Regions from separate parts of the Homo sapiens genome. Here region 1 is linked to region 2. Evidence: read pairs that join two places in POLR2A ChIA-PET (ENCODE). Cell type or tissue: PC-3. All regions are shown on one strand.

Region 1 (8,000 bases), 350 kb before region 2:
ACTTCACAGAGGTGGGGATGAAAGAGGTGGATGAGCAGATGGGGAATAGTAATGCTAGCTGATACTGTTTGCACACTCACTCTGCCCTATGCACTGTGTGTAAACTGTATTCGTTTAGTCTTGTCAACCTAAATAACAGACAGGGAGATGCTCTAAAAGAAAATGATTAATTGGGAATAGGCACTGTAATGGTAGTATGTGTGTCATAGTAAACTATGTGTGTATTCAGGGAGGTAAAGGAAGACTAAGATTTTTAAAGGGAAAATTAGGAGGATCATATCATTGTTGAGTCAGATAATTATCTGACTTGTAAGGATCAATTAACAAGGGTGGTGCTAATCCAAGGTTGAACAGGTAGTGGCTGGGCAGATGTCTTTGAAGAGGTAGTTTTTGTTTTTTGGGTGCAATAGTTTTGGGGTAAGACGTCGGGTGTTGTAGAACCTCTTGTGATAGTTCCTGTTATCAGACATTTATGCATGAGAACCTTCCTTTCATGGCCTTCCCCAGATCTGTTTGTCAAGGTTTCCAACACAAGTGACTCCTCTTTGAGTCTGACAACTTTCACACTTTCCCCTGTTGATCAAAATCTTTCTCCAAAAGCACTGCTGATCAATCGTTCTGTAGTTAGGTTGTTGTTGTTTGGAGATGAGGGTCTCGCTATGTTACTAAGGATGGCCTTAAACTCCTGGGTTCAAGTGATTCTCCTGTCTCAGCCTCCTGACGAGCTGAGACTACAGGCACATGCCACTGTGTCTGGATTGTGGTTAGATTTCGATTGTCCTTTGGTGCTGGGACAGACCTGTCCCAGTTCGGTCTGGTCTGGTCCCCGCTGGAAGGAAGTGTTTAGTAACCAGGAGTCAGCATCAAAACCCTTCTAGCCACATTTGAGCAACAAAAGAGGTTGGAGGGAGTGGATCTCATGCTAGGCCCACAGTGGACCCAGAGTCCACTGTGAAGCTCAATTTTGTCTGTTCTGTAGGTGTTAGCTTCATCTCAAAGTGTTGGGCCAGCATTACTCTGTTGTACTTATGCAGGAATTTAACAAGTAACAAGTACAAAGCTTAAAAAAGAAAATATGAAGTAAAATGATAATCTCAATTTGTATAATAGTTTTGAGCCATAAACCTAGGCTTAAAGACAACCAAATTGAATAAGTCAAATGACCACAGGGAATTAAGTGAGCTTTGTAGTAAACATGTAGTCCGTTTTCTTATTTTGTGTATGTGGGTCTCAACTTTCCCAGAGGAATTTATCCTGGTACAGCATGTAGCATTAGCAATAGTGCAGGCATTTCCTTACTTGACCAACACATACTGTAGAGCAATTTTATTTATTTAATTAATTTATTTATTTTTTAGACAGTTTCGCTCTTGGTGCCCAGGTCAGAGTGCAGTGGTGTGATATTGGCTCACTGCAACCTCAGCCTCCCGGGTTCAAGTGATTCTCCTGCCTCAGCCTCCCGAGTAGCTGGGATTACAGGCACGTACCCCCACGCCTGACTAATTTTTGTATTTTCAGTAAAGACAGGGTTTCACCATGTTGGCTAGGCTGGTCTGAAACTCCTGACCTCAGGTGATCCTCCCCGCTTGGCCTCCCAAAGTTCTGGGATTACAGGTATGAGCCACTGCACCTGGCCTATAGAGTAATTTTAGCATCTAGTATCCTATGGCTGGATTGAATTAAAGCAGAGTAAGCCAGTTGTATTAGGAATGTTGCCAAGTCACCCACTAGGCTGACTAAAGGATCTCTTAGGCCAGGTTCTGTCAAGTTACCAGCAGAAGATACCATTACCTTGCCAAGTGAGCAAGGTAGGCATTAAGAGTGGTAACAGTCTCATTATAATATGGAGTCATTAAGTTCAGGCATCTTGAGAAAAGCTGTTTGCAGTGTGAAGCTATCAACTTCTTGCCCTGGCTTGCAGTTTGAATATTTCTGGTTATGGCATCAGGCAGTTTGGTGAACTTTCTGTGTGATCCATACATCAGGCCCTAGACTTATTCATTAAAATTCATCTAATTTCAGTTTATAATGCTCCAGGAACAGAACAGTTCCTGTTTTTAGTAATTCCATGGAAAAAAGTTGGATTGGAGGAATCTAGAAGAATTCAGGGTTTAGTTTAGTCTATAGGTAAATAATGAGAACTCAGAAACAGTGTTCAGGGCTACAATCTAATTACAGGTGTACCATAGCTTTTATTTAGAAACATAATTTTTTCTTTCTACGTTGAACACAAAAGAATCTCAGACTTCAAATTTTAAAGGCTCTTGAGGCTAGAAAGCCGAACCAAGGTAGATTTCAGATTTTACATAGTCTTAAGATTCCTGGGCCTGCAAGGAAGTGACAATTTTTACTCACTTGCTGCAATGCTGGGAACCCTTGAAGCCAGGTATGTATGCTACGTACATTCTCGAATATAACATTCCAGTCAAAGCCTTGGTACTACAACCAATATTTCCAACTGTATCCTATTATAAAAAGAGAGCAAATTCTTACTGAATGTATGCAAATAACCATATTGCCATAAGAATACTCATAAATAGTTTCCAAATTCTGGTGAGATCAAGTAGGAAAAAAAGTAAATGCTTCTGTCTGTGTTCACAAAAGTATATTTTACCAGTTACTATAAATTATGGATAGCTTAAGAGAAAAAAATTATTAAATCTGGAAAACAAAACATTTAAGTAACAAGCCAACGTGTTAAACAGAGTCATAAAAACATTTTCTTCATCAGTTGTTTAATCTTATGTAATTATTTCTGTTCTGCTTGATTTCCTGAATGATCAAAAAATTTGATACAGGCCACACAGGAAATCATCTTAATAAGTCAGAAAATATTTTTTTCTTCGGAAAGTTACCAAGTAGGTAAAGAAAAACCTCCTGCAGTGTGATTGCTTCTTCTTATGGGGCACCTGTTTGGATAACCTAGAAGTCAAACCTGATTACAAAGATATGTGAATTTAGTCAGACACAGGAAGAATATATGTCCACAGGTTATGAGTGTATGCCACATTATAGACAAACGTAAACAAGAAAGCTAGCAGCTTGAGCAGGGGAATACAGGGCTCTTAATAAAAGCATGGGAAATTTTCTGGTTATATGGAACAATTCTGACACATCAAGAAAAGCCAAGAGTAAGACTCGGCCGGGCATTGTGGCTCATGCCTGTAACTTTGGGAGGATGAGGTGGGTGGATGATTTGAGGTCAGGAGTTCGAGACCAGCTTGGCCAACATGGTGAAACTCGTCTCTACTGAAAACACAAAAATTAGCCGGGCGTGGTGGCGGGTGCCTGTAGTCTCAGCTACTCAGGAGGCTGAGGCAGGAGAATTGCTTGAACCCAGGAGGTGGAGGTTGCAGTGAGCCAAGATCGTGCCACTGCACTCCAGCATGAGTGACAGAGCGAGACTCTGTCTCAAGAAAAAAAAAAAAAAAAAAAAAGCCTAGAGAAAGACAGTGCTCCAAACTGTAAAGCTACAGTTTGGAAGGTGGTTGAAAATTTATTTTAAAAAGCAGATTTCAGAATTAAATCAAAACCTTTTGCAAATTTTACTAAGAGCAGTTCAATAGTTCAAGAAAGCCTTATTGTTCTAGTATATGGAACCAAATTTTTATGTTTGTGTTACCGTATTCTTAATATCAAAGCCAATATTTAGAAAGGCTTATAAATGGCCAAGCACAGTGGCTCATGCCTGTTATCCTAGAATTTTGGGAGGCCGAGGCAGGCAGATCACTTTAGGTCATGAGTTCAAGACCAGCCTGGCCAACGTGGCTAAGCCCCTTCTCTACTAAAAATACAACAATTAGCTAGGCATGGTGGCACATGCCTGTAGTCCCAGCTATTCGGGAGGCTGAAGTGGGAGAATCACTTGAGCCTGGGAGGTGGGGGTTGCAGCGAGCTGAGATTGTGCCATTATACTCCAGCCTAGGTGACAGAGTGAGAGCCTGTCTCAAAAAAAAAAAAAAAAAAAAAAAAAGAAAGAAAAGAAAAAAGAAAGGCTTATAAGCAATTTCCTTCTAACTGTAGCCAACTTGATCACATGCAAAAATTTCTCTCATAAATTCATCCTACACAGACCTTTTATAAACGAGTCTTCTTATTTAACAGACCTTCCACAACATGCTTAGAATTTTAGTTTTGTCCTATACTTCCTCCTTCTTAAATAACTAACCATTTTACTTTAGGACAAAAATTTACCATATAATATTCTTTATCATACACAGTTATTCTCTGTCTAATATTCTTTACCAATAATATATCTTTATACCTATAACTTTCTTCACATCCCTCTCCTACTTTCTATCTTGTTTCTATTGTATTTTCTTCCTAAGTGCATATTTTGAAACAACCTTTAATAACTTCTTAATTTAGACAAAATTATTCCTTTTTCTCAATAAAGAACATATATTATGCTTTCCTTATCATTTTTATCATCAAAAACATTTTTGTACACTTTGTATACAGAATCATATATATTAATTAGAATTTTTAACTGGTAAGTAACACTAATTTCCAATGAAAACCAAGGAAGCAAGAAATGTTAGACTGTCACGTATTTTATAGATATGAACCATTTTGTAATTTTAGAAACATGTTTCCCCAAAATATAGTTGTTATGTATATTAATAGAACGAAATATATTTAGTCTTTTTTATGAAATTCTAAAAGTCAAGAAGAAACATTTATGGGCAGCAACTTATGCTTCTGTGTTTTATCTTGTTTGGAAATGACTCAGATATTTAATGAGTATCATTTAATTTAACATAACATAACTTTTAAGGTTTTAAGTGACATGAAAAGTCCATTTATAAATGTTTATCCCATTTACATTTACCTAAGTTATTTGTTTTTAACAATTCTACCTAGATTACTTATGAAAACGGAGATATTAGACAAAGCTAATCATCATTTCGAGATATTTCTCTGTTAACCATCTTTATAGCCTGGGAATACCAGGTGTTCACCTAAGAAAAAACCTGGAAGTGAAATATATGGATATTTTTTCAAAAACTCAGGAGATACAGCTGTTTTTATGAAATGAGTAATATTTAATTGGTCTTATTTATCAAAGAATTACACAAAAATCGTCCTGTTTTTAGGCTGGGTTTATAGTTTTGTGACCTTTAAACATGTAGCAGAGACAAATATAGTCCTGCCTGACCAGTAAAATCAGGCAAAAACGTATGCTGACAATTCTGAAAACATTCTATTTTCGTCTTATCAACAAATTTATAACTAGCTCAAAGATTTACCTAAGTCAAGTGAACTAAAAGTCATTTCGGTTAATTACTATATATTGTATATGAGTGCTCATTTAAGCTAATCGGAGTAGAATTCCTTAAGGGATTTCTGGCTGACTACGCCAGATTTTGCCAAGTAAACACATGTGTAAACACACTCACACACACACATATAAGTAAAGATCTTTTAGCTTTAATTTTAGAATTTTTGTCATGAGACAGTAAAACTTAATAATACAAATACATCATTTATAAAAGACAGTCAGATCTAAATTATATTTCTGACAAAGTGGGACTGTCCACATGGCTAAATTTTATTTTTCCTGATAAGTAGTCTAACAAAGGCTGTGGACCAAAATTTTGGATTTTTTATTAAAAAATACCTCTTTTATCCTTTTTTTCCAGCTCCAAGTGAGTTTAGGGTTAAATATTTAAATGTTTATATTTCAGCTATGACTAGCCGAATTATATACAAAAAACAAAATCTCCAACTGGCCTTGAATTAAGCTATCTTTTGTTTCTAGTCTGGTTTGCTTGACTAGTCAATGTAGGTGGAGAAACAGTCGCCATGTAGTCCCTATATGGCAGACAAAGCAATTTGTATGCCGGACAAAGATAGCTTATGTGATTGCTCTGAACTCAAGATTTTGACCCATTTGATCTAAGACAGCCCAACTTTTATAAACATGTATCTAGTTATTTTATTTTAGAGTATCAATCCTTCAATTAACTATTCACTCTAAGCAATTGTGAGTCAGGCAAACCTAAATTAACATTTCCAAAAGGTATCTAGTTTGTTGGTTACCATACAGCTGTTGTAACTTGTAAAGCCGTTAATTTGAAAGCCCTTTAAGACATTAAAAAAGAATTTTGCCTGGAATGCCATAAGCAGTGAAATTATCTCAACACCAGCAAAAAAGTCAGCAGATTCGAAGTAGGCAGAAAAAAATAGAGAGAGATAGAGAACTTAGAAGCTCTACATGTTGACTCTATAGTCGGTTGTAGTTTTAAAATTCAGTTCTAAGGGAAAAACAAGCTTGGGGAGCTTGAATGAGCCCCACGATGGTCACTGACTTAAAAACATGCACAAGGGAAGCCTTGTAGCCAGCTGGAGTCCTAGAAAGTTGGCATTCCTTAATGTTTGAGGAACCCATTTCATTTATTATTAATCTCTTGAGAGAAAAGAAAATCCTATCAAGGAGTTTGGATCAGTATCTTAGATGGCAGCAACCACCCTAGTGGCTTTTAATTAACCATCTCATGCCCACCATTTAAAATGTTTATTTTTGAGCCAAGCATGGTAGGCCACAACTATAGCCCCAGCAACTGGAAAGGCTGAGGCAGGAAGATCACTTGAGCCCAGGAGTCCAAGTCCAGCCTGGGTGACATAGCAAGACCATGTCTCAAAAATAAATAAATATATACATAAGAAAGAATGTTTATTTTTGTTCTCAGAAGATGTTCAGAAACAAGCAAGGGAAAAAAAGAGTCAATTCGTTTCTGGACATGTGTAACCCAAACCAACAAAACCAAAATGAAACCAAAATCAGAGTGCTCACACAAATTTTAGCCCAGCTGTGCAGATGAAACCAAGTATTAAACTAGGTACACAGAACCAGAAGTGAAGTCACCCCGAAAGACACGCCTCACAGACAGAATGTAAATTCTGTAGAAAGCAGAGTACTTAAACCAGACAGACGTTGCCCTTATACCAGAAAGGACTCGCCAACGAACAAACAAAAACAAAAACAACCTTTTATAGTCCCAAGACGGACCCAAGGTTCTTTATGAAAGGAGGCCTTATAATAAGATCGGATCCTGAATGAGGTCAAAAGGAACCCATCAAACAGAAGTAGTCCAAGAATCCAAGAGGAGATTCACCAGGACAGAAAGAGCAACTCACGAAAGTGGAGAGCACAAAGGGCTCAGCTGGTACCACATTCAATTCCAGGGCTGCTGATTCACCCTAGGTGAGCTCACTTCTGTCCTACTTCTGACACCATTATGTCAACATAAATAACAAACAGAGAGAGAAGCTGGCTAAAAGAAAGTGGTGTTTATTTGGGAATAGGCATTGTGATGAGAATATGCATGTCTTGGGTAAACTATGTGTGGATTCAGGGAGGTGAAGAAAGACAAATGTTTTTAAAGGGAAAATGAGGATTACATAATTGTTTTGAGATGATTTTCCTTGGCTATAAGGACCAATAACCAGGGTAGTGCCAGTCCAAGTTTGAACAGGCAGTTCCTGGGCAGATGTCCTCACAGAATAATTTTTTTTTTGGTAAGGTTGCGATGACCTTTGTGCAAGGTTGTGGGTTTTGCAGAGTCTTTTGTGATAGTTTTTGTTATCAGGACTTTTAGGCATGAAAATCCTTCCTCCGTGGCCTTCCCTGGCTCTATTTGCCAGGATTTTTAATACAAGTGACTCCATATTGATTCTGACAATTTTCACAGTTTTCACAGCCCTTTTGGGATTAAATGCACTGATATTCATCGTGTCTACCTCTTGTCCTGATCCTGAATGCTATATAATTGTTTGTCAAATCAAATACACACGTAAAATGGAAATAGATAGATACCATTATTATCCTCATTTTACAATGGAAGAACTCAGGCACTGAGGCACAGAGAGGGTTAATAAGTTGCCCAAAAGGTCACACTAGTAAGAGACAGAAGCAAGTAGCATAGTGCAATCTTATGCTAAGAAAGTGGAAGAAAAGAAAGAAAATAAGAAAGAACCTAGTTATTATAGTTAACAAT
Region 2 (8,000 bases):
ATAATAGGATGTTATAGATTGTTGGTAGATTGTGGTGGAGAGTGGTAGACTCTGGCAAAGATGGCTACAGTCCCGTCTCTGTGTGTGCTCCGGTTCACTGTGACTTTGTCGCTCCTATCATCAAGAGGTCAAGTTTATTTATTTACACATTTATTTTTATTGACACATGTTAGATGTACATATTTTCAGAGTACATGTGATAATTTGATACATTCATATAATCAAATCAGGTAATTGGGATATCCATCACTTTTTTTTTTTTTTGAAACAGGGTCTCTCTCTGTCGCCCAGGCTGGAGTGTGGTGGCATGCTTAGGCTCATTGCAGCCTGGACCTCTCAGGCTCAAGCGACCCTCCCACTTCAGCCTCCCCAGTAGCTGGGACTACAGGCTTGCACCACCACACCTGGCTAATTTTTTGTATTTCTTGTAGAGAAAGGGTTTCACCATGTTGCCCAGGCTGGTCTCAAACTCCTAGGCTCAAGCAATCCACCTGCCTTGGCCTCCCAGAGTGCTGGGATTATGGATGTGAGCCACTGCGCCCGGCCAATATCCATCACTCTAAATAATTTTCTTTTCTTGACGCTAAGAACATTCAAATTATTCTCTTCAAGCTATTTGGAAATATATAATCAATTAATGTTAACTATAGTCACCCTACTGATCTATCAAACATCAGGTCTTATATCTTCTCTCTCGTATATATTTGTACCCATTAATCAAAGGTTAAGTTGACTTCCTGACTCCTGGAATCTGGGCTGGCTAGTGACTGGCTTTGGCTAATAGAATGTGGAGAAAGTGATATTATAGGACCTCCATGCTGGAGCCTCGAGAAAAGGCCTTGCGGCTCCCTCTGTCTCCTTCTGAACCCTGAGTCCTCCATGAGAAGCCTGGGTGCCTCCACCAGGATGACAGAGCCAGAGAGTCAGAGAGCCAGCAGCCAGCACAAGTGGGAAGGCCGTCATGGACCATCCAGCCCCACTGGAGCCTGTGGATGACATGGAAGTGACCCCAGGCCAGACAGCAGGAACCCCGAGCCAAGCCCAGCCCAGTCATCAACCCAGAGGCCTGCTGTTGTTGAAAGTTTTGAGGTGCTTTATTATGCAGCAATAGAAAACCCATGCCTCAGGGAAGTAGTTTCTCTTCACAAAACTTATTTGAAAAGATATACAGTATGTTAGTCACAGCAGGTAAATAACTTTCAGAGTAGCCTGTGGACTGTCAGAAATTTTCTGAGCAAGTCCAATTCAGCTCATCTTGTTTAGCAGGGAGTGTAGGAACTATGGATCCATACCTCAACCCTGAGCACGCCCAAAACCTGGCTGACTTACCAAACTATCTCACTTTCACAAAGAGACAACGGAAGGCTGAGTGTGTGTCAGAGGGTGGCTAGGTGAAGGGGTCCCCACCCCCGCCCCCACCCACTGTGAGGCATTGCGTTTCACTGCTGGGCAGCTTCCAAAAGGGAAGGAAATCCACTCCTACAGCATCCCTTCTGACACACATTAAGGCTCTTCTGAGTTCAAAAAATCAGGAAAATGAAGAGTCTGAAAGTGGCCTGTTTAGCTTAATCAGGCTCAAAGGAAAAAATATGTTTGATTTCCATTTTTGAACTAGTATACCAGAGTTTTCAACATCAAGAAAATCAATTTAATGTGTTGCAACTAGTATTTTTATTTTTTTATTTTATTTTTTCTTTTTGTTGTTGTTGTTGTTGTAGCATTTATTTATTTATTTATTTATTTATTTAGAGATGGAACCTCACTCTGTCACCCAGGCTGGAGTGCAGTGGGGTGATCTTAGCTCACTGCAACCTCCACCTCCCAGCTTCAAGCAATTCTCGTGCTTCAGCCTCCGGAGTAGCTGGGAATATAGGTGTGCGCCATACTCAGCCAGTTTTTTTTGTATTTTTAGTAAAGACAGGGTTTCACCATGTTGGCCAGGCTGGTCTCGAACTCCTGACCTCAGGTGATCCGCCCACCTCAGTCCTCCAAAGTGCTGGGATTACAGGCATGAGCCACTGCACCTGGCCTGAATTTTTTTTTTTTTTTTTTTATTGTTCATTCTTGGGTGTTTCTCGCAGAGGGGGATTTGGCAGGATCATAGGACAATAGTGGAGGGAAGGTCAGCAGATAAACAAGTGAACAAAGGTCTCTGGTTTTCCTAGGCAGAGGACCCTGCAGCCTTCCGCAGTGTTTGTGTCCCTGGGTACTTGAGATTAGGGAGTGGTGATGACTCTTAACGAGCATGCTGCCTTCAAGCATCTGTTTAACAAAGCACATCTTGCACCGCCCTTAATCCATTTAACCCTGAGTGGACACAGCACATGTTTCAGAGAGCACAGGGTTGGGGGTAAGGTCACAGATCAACAGGATAAGAATTTTTCTTAGTACAGAGCAAAATGAAAAGTCTCCCATGTCTACCTCTCTCTACACAGACACGGCAACCATCCGATTTCTCAATCTTTTCCCCACCTTTCCCCCCTTTCTACTCCACAAAACCGCCATTGTCATCATGGCCCGTTCTCAATGAGCTGCTGGGTACACCTCCCAGACGGGGTGGTGGCCGGGCAGACGGGCTCCTCACTTCCCAGTAGGGGCGGCCCGGCAGAGGCGCCCCTCACCTCCCGGACGGGTCGGCTGGCCGGGCTGGGGGCTGATCCCCCCACCTCCCTCCCGGACGGGGCGGCTGGTATTTTTAAAAATCATATTTGTACACTCATGTTCATAGCAACATTATTCATAATAGCCAGAAAGTGGAAGCAATGCAATGTCCATCGATGAATGAAAGGATAAACAAAATGTTATTATCTATCTATCTATCTAGATTATGTGTGCATCCAGTGGAATATTACTCAGCCTTAAAAAGGAAAGAAATTTGGACACATGCTATAACATGGAGAACCTTGAGGACATTATGCCAAATGAAAGAAGCCAGTCACTAAAGGACAAATATGATTCCTCTTATATGAGGTACCTAGAGTAGTTAAGCTCAGATGCAGAAGTAGAATGGAGGTTACCAGAGGCAAAGGAGGGGAGATAGGGAATTACTGTTTAATAGGTATGGAGTTTTGGATTAGGAAGATAAAAAATGTGCTGGAGATGGATAGTGGTGATGGCTGCACAGCAGTGTGAGTGTAATTAATGCACAGAAGCATACACTTAAAAATTAACATGGTTCTTTTTATGATATAAATATTTTACAATAAAAAATAAAAAGAAGTGGAATAAAATATAGGTTGCATAGATGTGTTTATTGTGTGAAAATTTATCAAGATCTACACTTATAATCATGTACTTTTCTGCCTATTTGCTATGCTTCAATAACAGAATTAATTATTAAAAACCCAAATATAATAGAAGATGTCAGAATGCATTGCCCATAATAAGGGTAAGTGTTGTTTTGTGAAACTTTTGTTATAGTTAGAAGTGTGTGTATGTGCACACACACGCGTGCTGCATCATGATATTAAGTGTATTTTGGATTGTGGTTTTTAAAAAATTGAAGAAACGTTATGCTGGGGCTAGTCACCATTTCTTAGTGTGCAGTTCCTTCCATCTTGAATTTGATATGCTTTTCCCAGTGGAAGTAATTTAATTTTAACATTGATCTATTCAAGCAGAAAAATCCTTTCCCTGGGGTCTTTTCATCATAATCATTTTTCTTCATCTGACTGCCCACACTAACTAGATTGCATATGCTAGATTAACCAGTAAATTCATGAACAGACTTTATCATTTTGCTCCATGGACTGTTCATGAAAGCATTAGCAGCGTACATCATGATGAGAGATTATGATATGAGCTTTATGCTTCAATTCACAAAAACTACAGTTCCTTTAAACCATAGGGTGTTGGAATTTTAAAATTCGTTGGTGGTTATGGTTCTAAAGCTCTTGTGCTCATAGGAATCTCCTTTGTAACATCTAAAACAGTGGGTTGTTCATCCAGTGCTTGAACACTTCTGATGACAATAAGGCATCTCAGCCCATTGATTCATTGCTGGGTAGCCTCCAACTCTAGAAAGCTTATAAGGGTAGTTTTATGGCAGAATTAGGTGGTGAATCACCCTGGAGCCCGAAGAGGCATCTGTGATCAGCTAAGCCTTGGTCAAACAAACAGGTGCCTGGAACCATTTGTCATCCACATTTCAAAGACATCCTTCATGGGGCATGTGTATTGGTTTAAAAGGGTGCACTTTAATTTTCTGTGTCTTTTAATAGAATGGAGCACTTAATGCCAGGTACTTCTAAAACAGGAGAGGAGGCATTTCTTTAGGTATTGTGAACAAAGGATCAGTGACTGCACACTGATGAGTCCTTTCTATCTTTATGGTCCTGGGGAGAAGACTCTCATGACCATGGGGCATCTTTCTCTTGGATCCATGTGGCCCCTGCTCCCCACACCCTCCCTGTTACAGAGGGGGAGTGGGGAGTGGGGGCCCTGAGGTGCCCCAGCAATGCCTATGGCTGATGGGTGAGTCTAATTCTAGGGATCAGTATTTGGAAGTCCACTTGATTATATAAGCCACATCTTCAACTATCAGTTTTATCCATAATGAAGGTAGTATTTTGGCCTTCCTTTGCCTTATTTTTTTGACTTTAAGCATGTTACTCATTAGGCCACTGGAATGCAACAACATAGACTTCTATATCCAACTGGCTAAAGAAAGCTGCACAACTGGGCAGATTTGTGAAACTCCAAGTTAGACCCCAACCCTCTATGGCTATTTCTCAGCCCTTTTACCTGGCTTTGGCCAATTTCCTTTCCCATCCTCCTCACCACTTATTCCAAATCTTCCCCAATCATCAAGTCCCTAGTCCCTGTGCTTACTGCCAGCACACAACATCATCCCTCCGCCCTCAAAGAGAAAAGCGAGATGCCAGTGAAATAGATCTGCTCCCTCTTTCCCTTTTATGAAAGCTTCTCTTGGGAAAATAGAGAAAATGACAAGTCATAGACATTCTAAAATTATTAGACTTACAGGCAGGAGGAAAAAAATCTTTCTGTGGTTATCTTCAGTTACCAGTACACTGTGCAAGAAAAATTAAATGAAACAGTAGACAAAGTAAAAACTAGAATAGAGGAAGAAAAGAATACAAGAAAAAGAAGTAGACGAGCCCTCCCCCAAAAAGATACAATTATTTCACAGCTTTCTTGTCATATATTCACAGCATATCTATTTCCACCTGAACTTCCCCTGAGTCTTGGAGGATGAAGTGTCCTTCCTCAATAAAGGCAATTTCCTAAACTCAGGCACTAGTCTATTTTTCCAACCCCTCCAAGATGTTTTTCCAACAACTGTTCCCTTGCTCTCAGATTGTCAACTCTCCTTGACCACTAATTTATCTATTCAGCTTGTAAACAAGTTCCCTTGTCCCAGAAATATCCCTTAATCCTGTGCCCTGGGCCGGGCTGGTGGCTCACCCCTGTAATCCCAGCACTTTGAGAGACCAAGGCGGGCGGATCACCTGAGGTCAGGAGTTTGAGACCAGCCTGAGCAACATGGCGAAACCCCAACTGTACTAAAAATACAAAAATTAGCCAGGCATTAGGTGGCAGATGCCTGTAATCCCAACTACTTGAGAGGCTGAGGCAGGGAGAATCGCTTGAACCCAGGAGGCTGAGGTTGCAGTAAGCCAAGATCATGCCACTGCACTCCAACCTGGGTGACAGAGCGAGACTCTGTCTCAAAAAAAAAAAAAAAAAAAAAAATCCTGTGCCCTGTCCATCTGTACCCCATCTCTCTTAATATTTAATCCAGATTTTTCAAACACTTTAATCTACATCCTCCCTCACATTTATCCCTCCATAATATTCCTCATGCTTCCACCAGTGCCCCTTATGCTTGCAAAGATCAGTAATATTTCAATTCCCAGATCTCCTGATCATGGTCCACACAGAGTACTTGGCTGCACTACTCTCTTCTCCTTGAATGCTTTTCTCTCTTGATAGGGTCCATATTTTAAGCATATTTCCATATTAACTTCTGGCACGGCCTATCATGTTTAGTCATCAATACATTTCCAGCTTTAGATGTGTGAGTTAAAACTGAGGCTCTAGGGCATGGTGGCTCATGCCTATAATCCCAAAACTTTGGGAGGCCAAGACTGGAAGATGGCTTGAGTCCAGGAATTCAGGATCAGCCTGGGCAACATAGTGTGATCCCATCTCTACAAAAAATACACACACACACACACACACACACACACACACACACAAAACTGAGGCTCTGAAGAGAGAAATGGTGACCTTCTGACCAGCACTGGATTGCTGCTTTTATAAAGTCAATTTTATAAGGCAAACTTGAGAATTTCTGTGAAATTTGTACATGTTTTTTTCTAATTCTTCAGAGATCAAGAACTGTTCCTTGAGTACCTAGACCTCTGCTAAAGGGTAACTGTACTAGACCATGGCCATTTCCCATTCTATAAAAATTAGGACCCTCTGTTTATTGATAACATATTAATTTTCAATGAAGTGGTTTAAGATTTTAATGAAATTTTTTCTTCATATGGGGCATTCTTCATATGATTGGAGGATGAATTTGTCTTGCATAAATGAAAATCATAATACCAGGCTAAAGACACTAGAGTTTAAGACACTTGTCCATTAATCATTCAACTGCAGAAGTCCCAAGTGCTCTAAGTACAGTGAACTACTTTGAAAAAGGGGGAACCTGTGGAGCAATGGACCTATTATTTGCCTCCCATCTTCAGGACAGCAAGAGAGAGTTGTCAATCTTTGCGATAGGAGACAAAGTGAGAGTGGGTATGGACTTGTAAGAAAAAACTATTTTTCTCCTCATACCAAATGTGGATAAGTATGTGTATGGTTTTTCTACACCAAGCAGTTCTTCGATTATCTGCAGACACCCACTGGGTGTCCTACAATTCAATCAAATTCTGATACTATATACCCGGAGTTAGCATCAGATCTCACAAGTTAAAGGGCTCAGTCCCATAAGACTTTCCCCACATCAGACACCAATTGCAAGTCCCACACTGCATCTGTATTTCTGACTGCTAGCTACAAATCAGGAGTTCCCATGACCTCCTCCAAGGTTCAGTAATTTCCTAGAAAAGTTCATAGAACTTAGGAACATTTCACTCAAAAATGAATAATAATGGTGAAAAACTGAAAGTTTTCTCCTAAGATTAGGAACAAGACAAAGATGCCCACTTTTGCCACTTCTATTCAACACTATTGAATTATAGTCTGGAAATTATAGCCACTGCAATTAGGTGAGACAATCTTCCTTTCCAGATTGGAAAGGAAGAAGTAAATGATCTCTATTTGCAGATGAAATGATTTTATATATTGAAAATCCTAAAAATTATTTTAAAACAGTATTATAAGTAATAAATTCAGCAAAATGGCAGGATATGAGATCAACATACAAAAATGTTATATTTGCATATGCTAGCAATGAACAACATGAAAGGCAATTAAGAAAACAATTCCATTTACAATAACATCAAGAAGAATAAAATATTCAGATATCAATTTACCATAGAGATGTAAGATTTGTACTCTGAAAACTACAAAACATTGATTAAAGAAATTAATGAAGGCCTAAGCACTTGTAAAGATAACCCATATTAATGGATTGGAAAATATTTCTTTTCTCTTTTTTTGGAAACAAAGCCTTGCTCTATCACCCAGGCTGTCATAGCTCACTGCAACCTCCAACTTTCAGGCTCAAGTGATCCTCCCACCTCCCAACTAGCAATAACCACAGGCATGCAACACCACACCCTGCTAATTTTTTACTTTTTGTAGAGATGGATTCTCTCACTGTATTGTTCAGTCTCGTCTTAAACTTCTGACATCAAGCGATTCTCTTGCCTAGGCCTCCCAAAGTGCTAGGATTGCAGGCACAAGCCACCACAGCCAACCAGAAGACTTATTAATAAGATGGCAATACTCCTAAAATGATCTAGATTCATTGCAATCTGTAACTTTCCCTACTACACAGCAGCTAGATGACATAACAACCTCCA

What was found. ChIA-PET counts read pairs that join two places held together with the same protein. Peaks named below come from ENCODE experiments on the same cell type or tissue, not always from the same donor. Only the 100,000 strongest peaks of a DNase experiment are listed, where the experiment ranks them.
Region 1: POLR2A ChIA-PET joins it to region 2 with 19 read pairs; 6 of 35 experiments call an interaction of 5 or more read pairs at or near these places.

What each region holds. Positions count from the first base shown.
Region 1 is chr18:8,666,792-8,674,791 of GRCh38, forward strand. No RefSeq gene overlaps it. Among named protein-coding and RNA genes, the nearest start is that of RAB12-AS1, 34 kb to the left of the region's middle. In PC-3, no CTCF peak of the experiment used is centred here; a DNase peak (open chromatin) is centred at 7,210; H3K27ac peaks cover 708 bases.
Region 2 is chr18:9,021,595-9,029,594 of GRCh38, forward strand. No RefSeq gene overlaps it. Among named protein-coding and RNA genes, the nearest start is that of NDUFV2, 77 kb to the right of the region's middle. RefSeq lists an enhancer at 478-1,153. In PC-3, no CTCF peak of the experiment used is centred here; DNase peaks (open chromatin) are centred at 1,317 and 4,067; H3K27ac peaks cover 623 bases.